2 separate regions of the Homo sapiens genome follow, and region 2 is linked to region 1. A link is a loop called in an ENCODE intact Hi-C map of the cell type or tissue named here. Cell type or tissue: heart left ventricle. All regions are shown on one strand. Each heading gives the region's core, and the rest is flanking DNA. Links, peaks and the distances in the headings are about the cores only.

Evidence for each region. Hi-C counts contacts between places; a loop is a spot of excess contacts. Peaks named below come from ENCODE experiments on the same cell type or tissue, not always from the same donor. Only the 100,000 strongest peaks of a DNase experiment are listed, where the experiment ranks them.
Region 2: a loop joins it to region 1, with 2.9 times the contacts of the local background. A loop is called at or near these places in 22 of 110 quality-filtered maps.

Annotation. Positions count from the first base shown.
Region 1 is chr14:32,816,690-32,826,790 of GRCh38, forward strand. AKAP6 (A-kinase anchoring protein 6) reads left to right here. Exons shown (of 14, transcript NM_004274.5): 13 at 4,713-8,126. The coding sequence ends at 8,084. Among named protein-coding and RNA genes, the nearest start is that of NPAS3, 120 kb to the right of the region's middle. In heart left ventricle, for the core only: no CTCF peak of the experiment used is centred there; no DNase peak of the experiment used is centred there; H3K27ac peaks cover 708 bases.
Region 2 is chr14:32,721,871-32,731,971 of GRCh38, forward strand. All of the region lies in intron 9 of AKAP6 (A-kinase anchoring protein 6), which reads left to right. Among named protein-coding and RNA genes, the nearest start is that of NPAS3, 210 kb to the right of the region's middle. In heart left ventricle, for the core only: no CTCF peak of the experiment used is centred there; no DNase peak of the experiment used is centred there.

The sequences.
Region 1 (10,101 bases), core at 4,692-7,191:
CTCCATCACCCCCTCAAACCTGTGTGTTCTGCTTTTCACCCTGGGGTAAATATGTACACCTTTATTCAATTACAGTTATTGCTGCTTATGTTTTTGTCACTTTTATTTATTTATATGTTATTGTTGTGTTCTACTTTTCTCCAGATAAATCTCTCCTGCCTGGTTTTTGCATGTGGTACTGCCCAATAAACTCCTGGATCTAGAATAAACAGGGGGAGCACATATTACAAAACCTTCTTAAAGGTTCTGCACATTCTGAGTACCAGAAGTTTGACTGTAACATTCAGTTCATCCTAGTCTTTTTGAGATTTTTTAGAAAAAAATCTTTCAAAAGATGCAACTTTTGAAAGGAAATTAAAGGTATCTAGAGGCGGCTACATCAATTCTCTATTAGGTTATTGTTTTGTAGACTGTCGAGTTCCTTTATCTTTACTCTTTAGGTAATAAAGTATTTCTCATCTCTTATACACACCCACCATTTAAGCTAAAATTGTAAGAAAATCCTGGAAATGCAATCATGGGAGACCTAACTCAATTAAAGCCATACACATGCAGAGGGTATTAATTGAGATGGGTATTACCTGCCACGGTTGGAATCTTGGTTCTTCTTTTTTTGTCATCATCATAATCATTTCTCCACCACTTTTATTGCTTTCTCTGTATATGTTGTGCTAATATAAATAAAATGCTTCCAAGTGTAAAAATAATAAAATAAACTAGCATTATTTAATTCCATTTGTTTCTTGAGCAGATCTGTATAGCTGTGTGTGTGTGTGTGTGTGTGTGTGTGTGTGTCTGTGTTTGTGTGTGTGTGTGTGTGTGTGTGTGTGTGTAATTATTTATATAATGCCTTGGTTTGGGCCAAAATTCTGTACCCATGCAGCAAGTCTATGAATAGAAGACCCTTGCATGAATTAATTCAGAATTATTTCTGGAATTGCAGGCTGTCTTTTGGAACCTCATTTATTACTCCCTATCCATTTGGTCTCATTCAAATACTCTTAGATTTTGTCTAAATTCATTTAGATTTATCACTATATCAAAGACAGGAACATTGTGCCTTTTTTAAAAAGTACCAAATAGCTCCTCTGGGAAAACAACAACAACAAAAACAAACGTTTGATTAGCTTGAGCATTATTGGTTGTGTTGGGCTATCATCAAAGAGAGCATTCAACCAAATAATTTTCCTATCAGTTACATCTTTGTATATGCAAATCTTTTTTTTCCCAAAGAGAACTTTTTTAGTTATATAAATACTCTAACATCTTTCTTGGAAACTTTTCCCACTTTCTTGCCCCAGGGGTATATTTTATGGTTGAAGTTAAATCCTGAGGAAATGGAGATTTTATTGAAAATATTGACAGAATTTAATCCACAACAGGAAGGGAGTGAGCGAGGGCAGAGTGAGTAGCACTTCTTTAATATGAAAAAATTTAAAGTCTAAAGTGAATGATTTTCTAATGAATCCTGTCAGATATTTCCTGGAATTGCCATACAAGAAATTTTCAGAAATCACAATAAATATAAGAGGTTTATAAGAGCAGAGAGTTAATAAAAGAACAGTATTACATCCAAAAGTTTAATCTTTTCCTATGGAAATTTTCCATTCCAACTACAGCTGTTTGTCAGTGTTCCTTCCCCACCACACACACACACAGATACCAAAATCCTCAGATGCCCAAGTCTCTGATATAAAATGGTTTATTATTTGCATATAACCTACAGTCATCCTCTCTCTTTACTTTAAATCATCTCTAGATTAGTTACAGTAGTTCATACAATGCCTACACATCACTTGACACAGGGAAAACTTGGGTTTTTTTTTTTTGTAACCGTGAAATTTTTTTTTACAAATATATTTGATCTGCAGTTGGTTGAATTCATGAATTTGGAACCCATGGATATGGAGGGCCAACTATATTTTACTGAGCAAAGGAATTTTTTCCTTTAGGTGCTGCTATAAATTTTATAGTTTCTTAGGCTTGAATTCGTAAAGCCGTAAAGGCAGCATTTGGTCAGAAAACGACTGTGTCATGGAAGATGAGTCTGACTTGCAGGTGCCACTTGGGCTTAGCTCCCAGCCCATCCAGATGGCACAATTCCCGCTTCTCCATGTGAGCCCCTAGGTTTGGGATCCTTGTGGAAAATCTGTGCTGCTAAATGTTAAAGTCAACCAGAGAGTTACAAAAAGAGCTCCTTTGAAAGACTAATTCAATTATTTATTAGCACTCTCAGAGTACAGTGTCAGCCAAGATAGTATTTGAAATTAATATACTATTTGATTAGACTGATTGATTGTTCCTACAGCTGAAGATTTTAACATTCATTAGCCGTACTAACTGGTCATTAGTACTTCCTTTATCAGCAAGCAAAGAATAAACAGAAATTCTAATAAAAATTCATCACAGTGAATGTACTCCGTACCTAAGCCACTGTGATGATTGCTGGGTACTAGATTAACTGCTGTAACATTGGCAGTGGGAAAGATTTCTCTTAGAAAACTTAAAAATTTCCCTTAATTAATGTTTAGCTTGTAACTGGACTCTTAAACTTAAGTAGGCTATACAGATAATCTCTTACATACCCAGTATAATAAAGTGCTAATGGGTATTTTATACTTAATGTGTTTGTGTGGTACCCTTTAACTATTAGTTTCAGGAAGGATTGAGGGCTTCTTAGGAAAGTTTGCTAACATGCTGCAGGTGACGCTTTTTCCCCACTACTGAGGAATACAAGCATCATGGGCTGTTTTTCAACCAGACAGTTAAAATAATTCTGACATTAATACAAATATGCTAGCCTGTTATGCTGTGTGATACCTCTGTCTTTCTGCCAAGTCGTGAATCCCTTGTGGTTTTAATAGCAAATTGGAAGGTATGATGTGAAGAAGAGAATGAAGCAGGCAGAGGAAACCCTTTATGAATTGACTCAAGACCACACTAGAGCGATTCTGCATGTATTAAGAATTATAGCTACTGGCTGGATGTGGTGGTTCACACCTGTAATCCCAGCACTTTGGGAGGCCAAAGTGGGAGGATCACTTGAATCCAGGAGTTCAAGACCAGCCTGGGCAACATAGTGACACCCTGTCTCTACAAAAAATAAAAATTAGCCAGGTACGGTGGCACGCACCTGTAGTCCCAGATACTTGGGAGGCTAAGGCGGAAGGATTGTTTGAGCCTGGGAGGTTGAGACTGCAGTGAGCTGTGATTACACTACTGCACTCCAGCCTGAGCGACAGAGCAAGACTGTGTCAAAAAAAGAAATACATATATATATATATGTATGGCCACCTAATACTGTCTGCCTTCTCAGCACTTCGCAAGCACTAGCTTGTTTAATACTCAGAATGATCTTGAAAAATTGACAGTGCTATCCCCATTTTACAGGCAATGAGACTGTTGCTCAGAAAGGTTATTAAGCAGCTTGTCCAAGGTCATGCATATGGTAAGCAGCAAAGTCAGCCCTTCAACCAGTCTGCAAGTTCTAGTGCCATACTCATCTGCTTGGCTACGCTGCATAAGCATAAGCTGAACTTAGAAGTTCTGTTTGTGTTTCTGTCTGTAGGTGAGCCCATCAAGTTCTGCACTATGTATATATATATATAATCTTTCTTGGCTCTAGCATGAATTCAGACAGCTGGAGAGCAAGTAAGGACAGTGAAGGAATTTGAACAGAGTCCAGGAGCCTAGCCAGCTACTGTGTCCCAAAATATGTCAAGCTCTATCTAAACAGAGGCAGAGCCAAGAAGTCCAAGGAAACATCAAGGGTCCCAAGTGGGCAGGCAGAGAGCAGCATAAGGGAATCTGGGCTACTTCATCCTGGGGTGGTCAGGAAAGTCTTCAAATAATTATTCTGGGGCTGGTGTGGGCTGGAGTGAGAGGTTCCTGTCTATCAGAAATGGGGGAAGGACTAACAGTAAGTAGTGAGCCAAGTTAACAAGGACCAAAGTGAAGTCTCTGTCACAGATAGAGACTGGAAAGAAAGGGGCTGAGAGAACTTTGACTAAGAAATTGCCCTGGAGCATTCAGGGTCTAGGAAGATACAGCTAAGGAGAATAGTCAAGTGTTGCTAGTCTTATGTCTGATTGGGAGCAGGGCCACAGTCTGAAAAGACAGATCCCTGAATAGGAACACAGAGGAAGGGGGGGTACACAGTCATGTGCCTCTGGCCCATGAAGTGCTCTACATGGTGGCTACAACTCTATTTTAAGTCCCCAGGCAAAAGCTGCTTAAAATGGAGAACCCAGGAATAGAGGCAAGAAGGAGTTTGCCATGTGTGGCTGCAGATAGTATTCTACTATGGACTCCAGAACTGAAATAGTATCAGTGTGAATGCACCTTAGGAGATGTCATAGGCTGTACTATTTTTACCTTCATTCACCTGATAGTTTTCACTCTATCCAAGATTCAAAATGTAGATGAATCAATAGGAAATGGCTAATTCCATAAATTACAATTTGACAATAATAATCTTACATTTTAGTCTATGTTATTGCCTTCAGTAACAAATTACTATTGATAGAAAAGCCTCTTTCAGTAATTTCTGGGTGTTATTTCAGAGAGGAATAGAGTTGATAATTAGGCCGTCTTTCAAGTCCATGCTTGGGGCAGTTTTCTTTCCTGAGTCTTCTGAGAGATTTTCAATGGATAAAATTTTCATGCTTGTGTTCCCTAATTCTTCTCCTTTTCTTTTTCTTTCTCTCACACAGGAGACTTTGAATGTGATTGATCCTGGCTTGATGGACCTAAATGGGATGAGTGAGGATGCCCTGGAATGGGATGAAATGGACATAAGTAACAAGTTAATTAGTTTGAATGAGGAATCAAATGACCTTGATCAAGAACTCCAACCTGTTATCCCTTCCTTGAAGCTTGGAGAGACAAGTAATGAGGACCCTGGTTATGACGAGGAGGCTGATAACCATGGGGGATCTCAGTATGCCTCAAATATTACTGCCCCCTCTAGTCCACACATTTACCAGGTGTACAGCCTCCACAATGTTGAACTCTATGAGGACAACCACATGCCATTTCTGAAAAACAATCCAAAGGTCACTGGCATGACACAGCCTAATGTTTTAACTAAGAGTCTCAGTAAAGACTCTTCATTTTCATCTACCAAATCTTTGCCAGATCTTCTAGGTGGTTCCAATTTGGTAAAGCCCTGCGCATGTCATGGAGGAGACATGAGCCAGAATTCAGGCAGTGAGAGTGGAATTGTCAGTGAAGGAGACACAGAAACCACTACCAACTCTGAAATGTGCTTGCTCAATGCAGTGGATGGGTCCCCAAGTAACCTTGAAACTGAACATCTGGACCCACAAATGGGAGATGCAGTTAACGTGTTAAAGCAAAAATTTACAGATGAGGGGGAAAGCATTAAGCTTCCAAATAGCTCTCAGTCGTCCATTTCACCAGTGGGTTGTGTAAATGGAAAAGTTGGAGATTTAAACAGTATTACCAAACATACCCCTGACTGTTTGGGAGAAGAATTACAAGGAAAACATGATGTGTTTACATTTTATGATTACTCATACCTCCAAGGCTCAAAACTCAAATTACCAATGATAATGAAACAGTCACAAAGCGAAAAAGCGCATGTGGAGGATCCCCTGCTTCGTGGTTTTTATTTTGATAAAAAATCATGCAAATCTAAACATCAGACTACAGAGTTACAACCAGATGTACCTCCCCATGAAAGGATTTTGGCAAGTGCATCTCATGAAATGGATCGCATTTCATATAAAAGTGGCAATATAGAAAAGACATTCACTGGCATGCAGAATGCCAAACAGCTCTCCCTTTTATCTCATAGTTCATCTATTGAGTCCCTTTCTCCAGGGGGTGATTTATTTGGATTGGGCATCTTTAAAAATGGCAGTGACAGCCTCCAGCGAAGCACTTCTTTAGAAAGTTGGTTGACTTCCTATAAAAGCAATGAAGATCTCTTTAGCTGTCACAGCTCTGGGGATATAAGCGTGAGCAGTGGCTCAGTTGGTGAACTAAGTAAAAGAACATTAGATCTCCTGAATCGTTTGGAGAATATCCAGAGCCCCTCAGAGCAAAAGATAAAACGAAGTGTTTCTGATATCACTCTTCAAAGCAGTTCCCAAAAGATGTCCTTTACTGGCCAGATGTCATTGGACATAGCATCTTCTATCAATGAAGACTCAGCGGCATCTCTAACAGAACTTAGCAGCAGTGACGAGCTCTCTCTTTGCTCAGAGGATATTGTGTTACACAAGAACAAGATCCCGGAATCGAATGCATCGTTCAGGAAGCGTCTGACTCGTTCAGTGGCTGATGAAAGCGATGTCAATGTCAGCATGATTGTTAATGTCTCTTGCACCTCTGCTTGCACTGATGATGAAGATGACAGCGACCTGCTCTCCAGCTCTACCCTTACCTTGACTGAAGAAGAGCTGTGCATCAAAGATGAGGATGACGACTCCAGTATTGCAACAGATGATGAAATTTATGAAGACTGCACCTTGATGTCAGGGCTAGACTACATAAAGAATGAATTACAGACCTGGATTAGGCCAAAATTGTCTTTGACAAGAGATAAGAAAAGGTGCAATGTCAGTGATGAGATGAAGGGCAGTAAAGATATAAGTAGCAGTGAGATGACCAATCCCTCTGATACTCTGAATATTGAGACCCTTCTAAATGGCTCTGTAAAACGTGTCTCTGAAAATAATGGAAATGGTAAGAATTCATCTCATACCCATGAGTTAGGGACAAAGCGTGAAAATAAGAAAACTATTTTCAAAGTTAATAAAGATCCATATGTGGCTGACATGGAAAATGGCAATATTGAAGGTATTCCAGAAAGGCAAAAGGGAAAACCGAATGTGACTTCAAAGGTATCAGAAAATCTTGGTTCACATGGGAAAGAGATTTCAGAGAGTGAGCATTGTAAGTGTAAAGCACTTATGGATAGTTTAGATGATTCAAATACTGCTGGCAAGGAATTTGTTTCCCAAGATGTTAGACATCTTCCAAAGAAATGTCCAAATCACCACCATTTTGAAAATCAAAGCACTGCCTCTACTCCCACTGAGAAGTCTTTCTCAGAACTGGCTTTAGAAACCAGGTTTAACAACAGACAAGACTCTGATGCACTGAAATCATCTGATGATGCACCGAGTATGGCTGGAAAATCTGCTGGTTGTTGCCTAGCACTTGAACAAAACGGAACAGAGGAAAATGCTTCTATCAGCAACATTTCCTGTTGCAACTGTGAGCCAGATGTTTTCCATCAAAAAGATGCCGAAGATTGTTCAGTACACAACTTTGTTAAGGAAATCATTGACATGGCTTCGACAGCCCTAAAAAGTAAATCTCAACCTGAAAACGAGGTGGCTGCTCCTACTTCATTAACTCAAATCAAGGAGAAAGTGTTGGAGCATTCTCACCGGCCCATCCAGCTGAGAAAAGGGGACTTTTATTCGTACTTATCTCTCTCATCTCATGACAGTGATTGTGGGGAGGTCACCAATTACATAGAAGAGAAAAGCAGCACTCCATTGCCACTAGACACCACTGACTCGGGCTTAGATGACAAGGAAGATATTGAATGCTTTTTTGAGGCCTGTGTTGAGGGTGACTCTGATGGAGAGGAGCCTTGTTTCTCTAGTGCTCCTCCAAATGAATCTGCAGTTCCCAGCGAAGCTGCAATGCCACTACAAGCAACAGCATGTTCTTCTGAGTTCAGTGATAGTTCTCTTTCAGCTGATGATGCAGATACAGTGGCTCTTTCAAGTCCTTCCTCTCAGGAAAGAGCTGAGGTTGGAAAGGAAGTGAATGGTTTGCCCCAAACTTCCAGTGGCTGTGCAGAAAACTTAGAGTTTACTCCTTCAAAGCTTGACAGTGAAAAGGAAAGTTCCGGAAAACCAGGTGAATCTGGAATGCCAGAAGAACATAATGCTGCTTCAGCCAAATCTAAAGTTCAAGACCTCTCCTTGAAGGCAAATCAGCCAACAGACAAGGCCGCATTGCATCCCAGCCCCAAAACTTTAACCTGTGAAGAAAATCTTCTAAACCTTCATGAAAAACGACATAGAAATATGCATAGGTAGAATGTACCCCCTCCCCAAGCATGAAAATCATCTCACTGAAAGGTACGTATAGTCCTCATGCCGTATATGTATTTAAAATATTGAGTTCAGGTCAGCAAAACCATGGCAGGAGAAAAGGCTAGTCAGAATGACCAGTTACGGCAGACAGTTATCTGAATAAGACATTTAGGTAGAAGAAATGCTCTCAACAATGAAAGTAACTGTGAAGCAAAAGAAAAAAAAAACAGGGAAAATTGACATTCTTAGTGACATTATCTTTATTACATAATTCTGGCAAGAATACAAAATTTGAGGAAGTAGTTGAACAATTTAAGGCCTCAAATTCTTCCATTGAGGGAGAATAAAAAGCTTATCCAAATCGCAATTATACTCCATGATCAAAATGCATGCATAGTAACAATGCTCTCCACTTCAGTTTCCTGCACAGAGAGCTGTCCGTTCTCTTCAGTGCCTGCAGATGAACAATGATTAGGCTAAAGGCCACATCTCCTGATTTGGCCCTTCCTTTTATGCTTCTGTCTAATGTAACTATCGTCACATTTGCTTCCCCAGTGGAAGACTGTGCTGTCACAACTCCTAATCACGGCCATGTCTAAGGATTCAAACAGGAGGGGAAAGTTGATGTTAAAGAAGAGGCTCTTATTTATCCACATACAGATTGAGAACAGGCTCAGAAAGCAAATGCAGAGAGAATACATGACAAGTTAATGGCGTTTTGATAAAAACAGAATTTTTGAATTTTGCCTGAAGGTGACAGGCTGATTTCCATCAAATTTTTTAAGAAAGTCATTCCACTCTTCACATTTAATAAGACAGCTATTGATCGATAATTCCAAGATGATGATATGTCTCTAAAAGTGACACAAAGATTCTGTTATTTCCCATTTCTAAGCCCCAGTGATGAATATGCTTTCTCAATCAAGTTTAAAGAAAATTTGAGCTTTCAAATGTGAGAGTCATATTTCACCCAAGTATGAGATGCCTAATGCCACCTCCACCCCCCACTCCAGAAGCTTAATGCCGTCACCTAAACTCGTGCTATAGGAAATGAATTACAGAAGCAATCTACCCTAATTTGTTAACTTATTCAAATAACAGTTATTATACTTAACTATGCTAAAGATTATCTTTTTTGTGGCAGATTGTTTATTTTTTGATGAGCCTAATTACTGATTTTCTAAAAGTAATTTACATTTATTACAAATACATCTTTTAAAATGTGACAGATAAATGTTGTTCCCATAATGTATTATGAAAAAAGTTACTATTTAAAAACACATTATTTAATTTGAAAGATGAATGGCAAACATCATTATTTTTTTTTCCTGCAACACCTGTGCCCTAAGCTTATTAAAATGTGTGATTCTGTGTAGAGCTGCTAGAAATGGGGACTAAGGGGGGGCATCTATACCATATATACCCTAAAAATAAACTCAGTATGCAAAATTGAAGAAAGGCATCCCACTTACTAATATAGCTCAACTAATTTTCTGTGTTTCAGACTCTATTTACAATTGGCTGCAAGTGAGAACAAAAGTAGGAGAGAGAGAAATGTATTTTCTGTGAAACATGTCCACCCTATAATCACATTCTCCATCAGTATGCAGTAAAACTGACCATTAAGGGAGAGTAACTGCAATTCCATAAGCTGCTTCAAAACAAGTCCTATTAGAACCGATTGTACTGCTGGCTCTGCCAACCTCCGCAGAAGGGCTGGTAGAGCCTGGCTGATTTTGTTTTCTGAAAGGGGATAAAGGCTTGAAAGCAACACCACTCTGAGCATGACATCATGTGACTGTGACCCTCAAGTCACCAGTCATGCTGAGATCTGGAGCTCCAGAAGCTCTGGCACTGGAGAAGCCTTTGCGAAGCACTCTCCCTTTTTTGATCCTCTGGGAATTTCTTCTCTCTCTTACATAGACGTAGAATTGAAATGAAATGTAAATGATGAGCAGCTCCATCTTTAGACTTGGAGGAAGTGAATGTGCTGGTGGATCTGTGTAACCCTCACATTTTA
Region 2 (10,101 bases), core at 4,465-6,964, 95 kb before region 1:
GCTCTATCTCCCAGGCCAATCCTCATTCAATGCTTCATTTGCCCATAATATATCCCAGCCAGGTAGACTTCTCATCTCTGCCTGAACACCTCTGATGAATGGGAACCCACTATCTCTCATGCTGTGTTCCTACTCAAGCTTCAGCATTTGACCCCCAGTCTGACCTCTGAGGTCAGATGGAACAAATTAATATTTTTTATGCAAAAGTCCTCTAAATATTCAAAATCTTCTAACATGTCCTTCCTCTCTTCTTTCACCTCTAACTTTTATTTGCCCTCTTAGCTGAATACCTTTAGCTCATTCAACAGCTTGACCCTTGGGGAAGTATTGAATCTTCTCCCTTACTGAAGTGCTTTTTTTTGGAACATTTAATACATTGTCTAGGTCCCTTTTGGAAAATGGAATGCAAGCAGTACAAGGTTGGGGCCTAGCAAATCACAGTCAAACTAATATATCCATTACCTTTCTTTTTTTAACCCTGTGTTTTTCTTAATTCAATCCAAAATCATGTTTCCTTTCAATATGGACAGGAAGCAGGGAAATATTGGGTAGAAGAGGGCAGGGTCCCTGGCAAGGGCTCCACCTTCAAGCCTGGAACCGCAGCCCTAAATGAGAACATGCATTCCTGTTTTCCTGCCCGAATGTTGCCTTTTCCAAAACCACCCTGGCCCACCACGCCCCCTACCCTGTACCCGTAAAAACCCCAAGCTCCACTGGCAGAGCAGAGCAGTGCAGCACAGAAGGAGAGAAGAGAAGTGTCTGAATGTTAAGAGGAGTTCGGCTGGCTGGGGACAGAGAGGAGTTCAGCCAGGGATGGCCAAACTCTAGGGAAAGATTATCTTCTCACTCCATCGCCTTCCCAGCTCCCCATCCCAGTGAGAGCCACTTCCATCACTCAGTAAAATCTTCCACATACATCACCTTTCCATCCATTTGTGTGACCTAATTCTTCCTGGATGCTGGACAAGAATTCAGGATGCACCGGGTGCAGGAACCCAAAAAGGCTATCAAGCTGACTCTTCGCTAAGCTGTTTAACACCATCCATGGATGGCAAATGCTAAAAGAACATTGTTTGTAACATGTGCCCTCTGAGGCTCCAGAGGTTATGGGCAACCCCTAGATGCTGCCGCGGGCCAGTGCAGTGTTTTTTCCTGCTGACACCCAAAGTCACTTGCCCTGGCTCCTGCACCCGCTCACCTGCGGGCTCCCCCTCCTGCAAGGGGTTTAACTGCAAGTGGCCGAGTAAACGAGCCACACCTCTATCACAAGTCTTGTGAAGGGGTCAAGGGAACTCTCCTGTCTCACTTTTTTAAAAATTTACATCTACCTTCTATTGTCTGTTGACTCACATTGAACCTAAAGGCAAGTGAAGCCTTGTTACCTCCATTCTTTATGCAGTTTAAAACTTTTTATCATTTTGGAGTGGGGGTAGTGGGGTGAAATGGGGTGGTTATTAACTCTGCCTGACTTTACATTTGTCATTTCTCCTTCTTAGATTTAACTCATTATGGCAGCATGTTTTGTTCCTTTTAGAGTCTATTATCATCTGAAATAGATATTATAAAGTAGTTGCCTGCAGATTCATATCCAGAGACATAGTTTGATCTGTGTAGTGTTAAAAAGTTTTAATGCAACATAGAACAATTTTGAGACTTCACATAATATATATATGTGTGCGTATGTGTTTATGTGTGTGTGTGTGTGTGTGTGTGTGTGTGTGTATAGGCTTTAAAATGTATATGTCTTGCCATACTGAACCCATGTTGAAGCCGTATTTCCACAGGGTAATAGCTGGCAGAACTGAGTTAAGGGTTGCCCCTTTTAGATGAGGCATATGCTCTCCCATCCTCCACAGTTCACACTATGCCTGCTTATCTCTTACTGATATTAGATATTAGTAATAGTCACATTTATGCATTGTCTTTATTTAAAAAAATAGTTCTCTTTTTTATGACAGTAGCAATAGTTAGAATATGAAAGAGAGAAGAGGATTTATCCTTGCCCTACTCAATTCCTTGATATCATCTGCCTGGTAGTGAGGTGTTGGAGCTGGCTAATACTGACTTATGAGAGCATATTGTTAAATATTCAGGAATTTTACCAGCAGCAACCACCATTGGTAGATTGGAATCAGCCACAGTGGGAGTATTTACACCAGGGAAATCAACGAACATTACAAATCAGGTCTTTTTTTCTTCTTCTTCTTCTTTTTTTTTCCTTAGAGAACCAGTTTACTAGCATACTGCTACATTTAGGTATTTGAGTTTATGATCTCTGAACTAAAATGCATATTATACTTTATTGATCATTGACGTTAGTATAATCTGCCAATCTGATCAATATGCCATATTCATATTTTCTTTATCTATGTCATTAATAAAATATTTAATAAGAATGGACCAAAGAAGAGACCTATGGCATAACATCCATTAAACAATGATCTTTACATATGGTTGTTCAACAGGTATTCAGTAAAACTCTCCGTGCTTCTAAATGATTGCATCCATCTGCTCACTTTATGCTTATGAAAATCTACTGGAAGTGCATACGCCTGATCCAGGAATTCACATCCTTGGTGAAGGGATTTAAGTCATTAGATTTTGGGTGTATGTTCTTAGCAATTTAATTATGTTTAAAATCTGGTTAGTAGTGTAGTAAATAACTGGTATTGCTACAAAATTGCATTGAGAAGATAATAGGATTGAATTTCTATACAAGTTGACACTCAATTAAAATTTCCATATATCCAGTGAGTTAGCCAGTTCTTGGCTAAGGAGTTAGAGCAAATGCCTTCCTACTAAGCCGATCACTTCAAAACAGGCAAAATTTATAATAGAGTCAAATCAGGACTGAATGCATCAACAAAAACTGGAGTTCAGCTTATCAAATACAGATCAAAAGCAAGAAATAGACTAGAGAGCACACGGGATATTTCTTCCTTAAATTTCTCTATTTTTTATTGACACTGGAGGAAAAAATAGCACATTAAAACCTCCTTGCTGAATTACTGTCCTAAACCAATAGATCCGTGGGGCTTGTTCAGCTAAAAGCCACAACAGACTTTGTAATGCAATGATGTAATCTTGGCATCTTGGCTTTGTGTCATTTATATTCAACCTAAAAAAAAAAAAAAAAAAAAAAAAAAACAATTTTCCTGAATAGACAGGCTGACAACAATATTGTTCAGTGTGGGTTTTTATTTGGATTCTCTCCAAATGGTTCACATGCCTTCACAGTAACACATGCCTGCTTACGTTTTTTGCCTGAATTCTAAACTTTTCCCCTTTTACTAGCTTTCTATTTTTCTTTTAAGGTCTCAGTTATGTTTGTAAAACTAACCAGCTCTACCACAAAATTAGGATGTATCTTGCAGAGAGCATTCATTTTACTTTTTGCATATTTTTCCCGAGGTCATGTCAAGGTTAGTTTGAATTCCATCCTACATTAAGACTTCTTTCACAGCTATTTAGCTCGGCAGCCTACTCCCCGCTGGGGTCTGCCCCTTGGGCACGTCAAAGCTTCAGACCTGACAAATCACACACAGATGAAGCTGTACAGTTTTTTAAACAGTTTCATCAGTAACTTTTTTTTCTTTTTCACTATCCTCCTTCATGTTGAGATTTTTTTTTCTCTGAATTACCATTTCAGGAATGTTGATTTCCGTTTGAGACAATTTGTTTTTACATCAGAGTTGCAGACTAGCAATATCATTTATTTTATAGTAAAGGATATTAATAGCCTTCTGTCACCAAGACTGCAGACCTACAGACCATTCCTGACTATTCTAACTGTAATTGCTTTATTAAAATCTATTCGTAACAGGAAGTGTAGTGTTGGAAATGTAGCTATATCATAGAGTCTACCAGAATCTGAAAAAAATATCAACCATAAAAATGCAGTTTATAAGGTATTATGAGTTGAGCCTGGAAATGTTTCCTGAATGGTTAATAATATGCTCTTATCCGTATTTTAGCAAATTATGAAACTAAATGATGCAACTCCATTTCCTGTTTAATTGATGAAGTTAAAGTCCTTGGTTGCTAATGAGTGTATTAGCAAACAATGTCCCCTTTACAGGCTTAAGTAGATCAGGATTTTTAAAAAGCAGCTTACTATCCTTATTTTTATGGGATGAAAAATATTGACTGCCACAAAATTGCTAGACCAACTGAAGTCATGGTGTAATTATTTCTGTGCAGTCATTTTGGCAATTTCCAACGACCAGATTAAGGTTTTCTAGTTCCCACACTAGAAAATAGTTATTTTCTTTTACACACCATAGACTTTTCATTACATTTTCATTCAGGACAAACAACACCTGAAGATCTTTACTGCAGACTAAGGAGAAAACTTAGAAGTGAGGGGAAAAAATAATATTTGAGTGATTCTTCTCTCCTCAGTCTTCTTTTACAGTTTGCTCAACATGAAAGTACCCAAATGAAGGGTTCTGTAAAAGGTTGCTTGGTTGAAACTAATTAAAGACAGGTCTAAATAGAAAAAGAAAAGAAAAAGGGATCAAAGGAATTACATTAGGTGTCAGGACATCATTTGGGAGCGTTTTGTTTAATTTTTGTAATTTGATTCCAGGAAAACACTAAATTCTAAAAATGTCCATTTTTTGCCGTAATTTTATACTTGTGTTATTTTTGCAATAAGATACATGTCAACAGGCAAACATCTTGAAGAGATCATTTTGGTATTGGCGCATTAACACGTTATGGTGAAAAGAGAGGCTTGTGCTTTTCACGCAGTGCATTTCAGTCTTCAATTAATGTGAAAGCACTACAATGCCTATGCAACTTCTCTTGCCTAGTGGTGCACCATTTATCATTGCAGTTTTACATTGACCTTGACACCCACTTCATTAGAATAAAGATTGTCTACCATTTAGGTTACATTGTTCCTCTGCACAGAGACCCCATGCAAATTTCTGTTCAGATAGAAGAGCTGCGGGGCTGTCAGAGGTCATCTGCATTAAATGATTGCAGCTATTTTCCAACTGCTTCTTTTCATTCTACTCAATTCAGGCTAGGAGGATCAATCAAGTCCTCTGCCTGAAACAGTGGGACTGCTGGGAATATGACTGTTTTTGGTAGTAGTGGATATGCCCTAAACAGTATTAAATATTTAATATAAACTCATTAAAGGCCATACAAAGGCTTCAGAAGGATATCAAATTTATGGAAATATCTAAGGGGATAGAGAACCGTTTTAAAAAGTAAATAGAAAAATAATAATCAATATTATAATTTTACAGGGTATGATCAAGATAGTTCTTAAACTTACTAAATTTTACCTATAGGAGACTTTTTTCTCACCCTTGACATGGGAAGGAAAGAAAGGAGACAGGTAGACTTGGCGTCCTTATGCAGTATTTTTTATGAAATTGACATGAAAGTTTTCAGTTATTTGTGTTTTTATTTTTGTTCTGTAACAGTGACTTCTAGTCTAGCTATATTTATTTTTAAAGGCTTAGATATTTGTTATTTAAAAGAAATGACTGGAGAAATAAGTTGCCAGGTCTCCTACTTAAGTTTTCTGAGTGGTATGATTGGAATTAAATTATTAATGGCAGATACTTTAAAAAAGATTGTTTTATGATCTTCTATTAGGGAATTTGCAATTCATTTTAATATTTGTAGTTTGATTTATATTAAAGATAATGCAATCTATGTCCAATTAACAGTACATGGCCAGTGTAATGTGATTTCCAGATCATGCAAATGGAATAAGCTAGAAGAGGGGGAAAACTCAATTCTTAACCTCAGGTGTCATTTGCTGTGCGAGTTCTGGCAATTTTAAATGACATTGCACTTTTTAATTTTTCCAAAGGCTCAGCAGCAAATTTATCCCAATCAGGAAAACCTATTATTAATTTACAAGGACAATTGTAGGAGTCTTTATAATTTCTCTATGCAATTACTCACCATAAATTCTACTGGTAAAATACAAGGAGTTTGCAAGAAATAACAACTATTATTTGTCTTGGGCTTGAACCCTTTTCTTCAGTTTTGAACATCTTCTTGAAGTGTTGGTGGTACTGACTCCATGTGCAGCATCATATGCGTTATGAGATGCTACACACAAGTCTTCTGAAAAGCGGGGCAGCACAAGAGCTGCTGCACAGGCAACACTGGCCTCTGGCAGATTCCTGCACTCCGCATGGACAGCTGAGCTTGGACCCTGGACTTTTATATAAAAAGACTCTTTGTTCACCACTGAATGGCATTAGGCATGGACTTGCTGAGGGGCCACCATGAAGCCTCGAATGAGGAGGGCAAACACTAGCCAGAAAACACGTGAGAGTTGTAAATAGACACATCCCTGGATTTTTTTTTTTTTTTTTTTTTTTTTTTTTTTGCAAAAATGCATATTTTCACACATTATTTTGCCAGTAGTTTGGTGTTTTGGTATGTTCCTAGCATTTGCTTTCTTACTGATAGACTAAGTAAGATATATTTTATTTTCTCAGTGTATTCTATCTATCTATCTATCTATCTATCTATCTATCTATCTATCTATCAATCGTATCTATCAGTCAATCATGCATATATGGGAAAGGGGATCTTGCTGGATAAACAGGTGTTTGTGGCATTATATTTGTACCAGGAAAGACATTCAATCCTGTCATTCTAATAACTAGATCATTTTCCTTGTTTTAACTTTTCCTAATATAAAGTCAACTGAAGCTCAGTTAAAAGTAATATGGTGTAAGATGTAAATGCTCAAACCCTGATGACACAGAATACAACAGCCCTATTCTAATAATCAAGAAATGTCTTTAGTTTAATTTGTGTGTTTCTCGCAGCCAAAGCTTCACTCTCTGTTCAGCAATGTCTGGTCTCTTTTCAGCATAACCAACAGAAGCACCATACAAAAGTCTTACAATGGATGTCTTAATCTCTCTGTGTGCTTTTAGAGCATTATTTTGAATTCCATCATGCTGCCTTTTTTCTTTCCTCTTCTGAAGTTTTATTACAACAGCAGAATTCCCAGGGAGCTTTGGGGGCAAGGTTCACATAATATAGCCCTCAAGTTTTGCTTAGGTGGAAGCCATCCCCCAATCCTGGCCATCTTTTGATGATCCCTCTATTTCAAAAAGATTCACTCGGTAGAGTCTTATAGCATTAGCTGTATATAGTTTATTTTTTATTTTTTTTATTTACCAGACAGTGAGCATCTACAACCCTTTCATGATGTTTTCTTTCTCTGACCTCACAGTGACAAGGCATCTTGTTCCTTAACATTGAGGGAGGCAGAAAAATGCTTGAGTTGCTCAATGTGTGCCTTCTATACCAGTTTCAAAATGGCTTATTCTTCTGGTTTCCATGGTGACAATTAACACTGTTTCAAGGCATTGTTCCAGTCTCCATTTGGGCAGAATTTTCGGTGTGATTTCTAACAAAAAAAAAGGAGGGGGACTTCGGTGTGGCGGGGAAGCCTTTAGCGTAACTGTCAAAAAAGTTATCTCAATCAAGTCTTCATGCATTTCTAAGTATATTTATTTCAGAAATTCCTGTTTTTGCTGGCTTTGTTTTATAATTCAGTTTTAGCATTTGTGCTAAAAGTAAGTACTCAATAAGAATTTTCTACAACTTCTTTAGTTCTTAGTTAAAATGGTGGGCTAGAGTTTGTAGTTATTTTTAACTCCTTTTTTTAAAAGTTTTTCTTTGTATTTATATACACAGGGATGGCATTTAGAATAGTACTGTCCTGTGTCTTTAATTTAGATCATTCACATATCTATTAGGAGGCTTCATTAGTCAAAATTGAATTGGCCAAGCAAATACACTTAATAATGTAAATATGGCCTTTCAAGAGAGTATATTTTATTTTTGACTAGACAGAGAGGCCCACAGCAGGTGCTGTGGGGAAATTAAATACTGGATGCTTATTTACCTTAGCACTCAAGAAAAGCTTTCTGACTTTAACTTTGCTAATCTCATTTTTGCCTATTGAAGAGTAGTCTATATCATAACATCCCCAGACTACAGGACACAATGGGGCAGCCTCTGCTCACTTACTGCTGTGGGTGGAATGAATATGAAGATTAAATTATCTTCTCACCACAGGATAAAGTAGCCCCACTTGATAGGATGACCGAAAACTGATAGAGCTGGCAGTTGATTTTCTGAGTCTAATGCTTCTGAAAAGATGTTAAGAGACAGAAGAGCAAAAACATACTAGCATCAACAAAAATATAAGCTCCTGACATTATTACACATACAGCTTGAGCCCCTAAACATATTAGATTTAACCTTCAATATGCTTCAAAAATTAAAATAAATATTTTCACCTTAAATTATATAACATTTTAGTACCTTTCATCCATATATCAATACATCTAACAATTAACTAGATACTCTTAGCTTTTGTATTAGAGTTTGAAGGCATTGTCCATCAATCACATCTTAAATCAAGCTGTTTAGACAGTCGGCTATATGGTGACAAAGACTGAGAGCACACATAAAGACAAGTTTCTTTTAAAGGTAATAACCTTTTATAATAGCTATTGCAGTGACTACTTATACGCATTTAACAGAGAAGATTGGTTTATTACATCTAAAATTAAATTAATTGCTTTTTATATTTTTATTTGTGTAAGACTATCATTTTTATGGGACACATCTAAGCTGTTTCCTTTCTTGACTGATGTGCTGTGTGAGAGCTGTTTAAAGTTGGGGTGAAGAGGGGGGGATGAGCTTGTCACAAGTTAAAGGGATAACTGGTAGAGGCCATTCCCAAGTGGCACAGCCAGAGGACTCTTTCTGTCAATGAGTAATACCATGTGGCATAAGTAAAATATTTGAATAAGATTTTCCTGCCTGCCTGAAATACTGGTTCCCCCAATATTATGTGGAAATCTTACCAAATTAATTATGTAAATCTTTGTCAGCTATATCATTTTAGATGGGAACCTGATTACATAAAGCAGATTGTCCTCTCCTCCAATCATCGCTCTGACAAATAAAACACTATCTAGGTTTCTAGAATGCTCCTGAATATTGAATCCAGAAAATTCAAGTGGACAGTGTGTTTCCTAAGTGCTGGAGTAACATGGTCCTGGTAATTGCCTTCCATTAGAAAACGCAATCAGAATTTCTCCTGTATCACAGGCCAGATTCTAAAAGCGCTCTAAAGCAACCCTTGATTTTCTCCACTATGCATATTCATGTAATTTTGGATACTCTGACACCCTGATCAACATTCATTAATAATATGAAATGCTTTAAATCACCTCATTTAAAACATTTTGTTCTGTGATCCACAAATGACTAACATTTGGAGAAGTTTACATAATACAAGTGATGTGCATGTTTAGTGTAAATGAAAGATTAAAATATGAAGCTAAAAGTATGCAAACATATGCACGCAAATGCTGAAGATCTATTAACCGAAACAGTGATTTCATACCTTCTTTTCCTTTAATCTGCTTCCAATTGTATTTTTGTTTGGGATCTTATATAATATCATGTTTTCAAGGTGAGTGAAATCACCCAAGTGCTTGGGGACATTTGAACTTATTGATTTATTTATTTGCCCAGAGAAAAGTTTTTCTCATTAACTCTGATAAAGGTGCTTATCTTAGGGCACCGTTGGTCATGTAGGGCAAAAGAACAAAATACTACCATGGAACTCAGTGACCTAAATTTGGTGCCTGGAAGAAAAAAGTTTTAAAATTGCTATTATATCTTGGAAATGTGCTGAAAATGTAAAATATGTTTAATATTTTAACCAGAATCTAGATTTTCTACTCAGAGGAGTTTTTACATGTACATTTATAAAGTACAGTCATAGTCATTTATGGCTATCCATAATATAGGACTAACTATGGAGTTATCCAAATAGAGTTATTTGAAGAGAATCACCATAGTAACTGTCACATTAAATAGCACTTACATTATCTCCAGCAAAACATCTTTTAGGAGAGACTCTCTTGGCAGTTTGTTAGAATATAATACATACTGGGGGAGAGGGTTCTGTAGTCAACTATGATTTGGGGGATATTTTACAGTAATCAATAAAGAAGCATAGATTTGTAACTACTCCTAAAATGTTGGCTTTCCTTTTTCTCTATATATGTACCTTTTCTCCAAGCC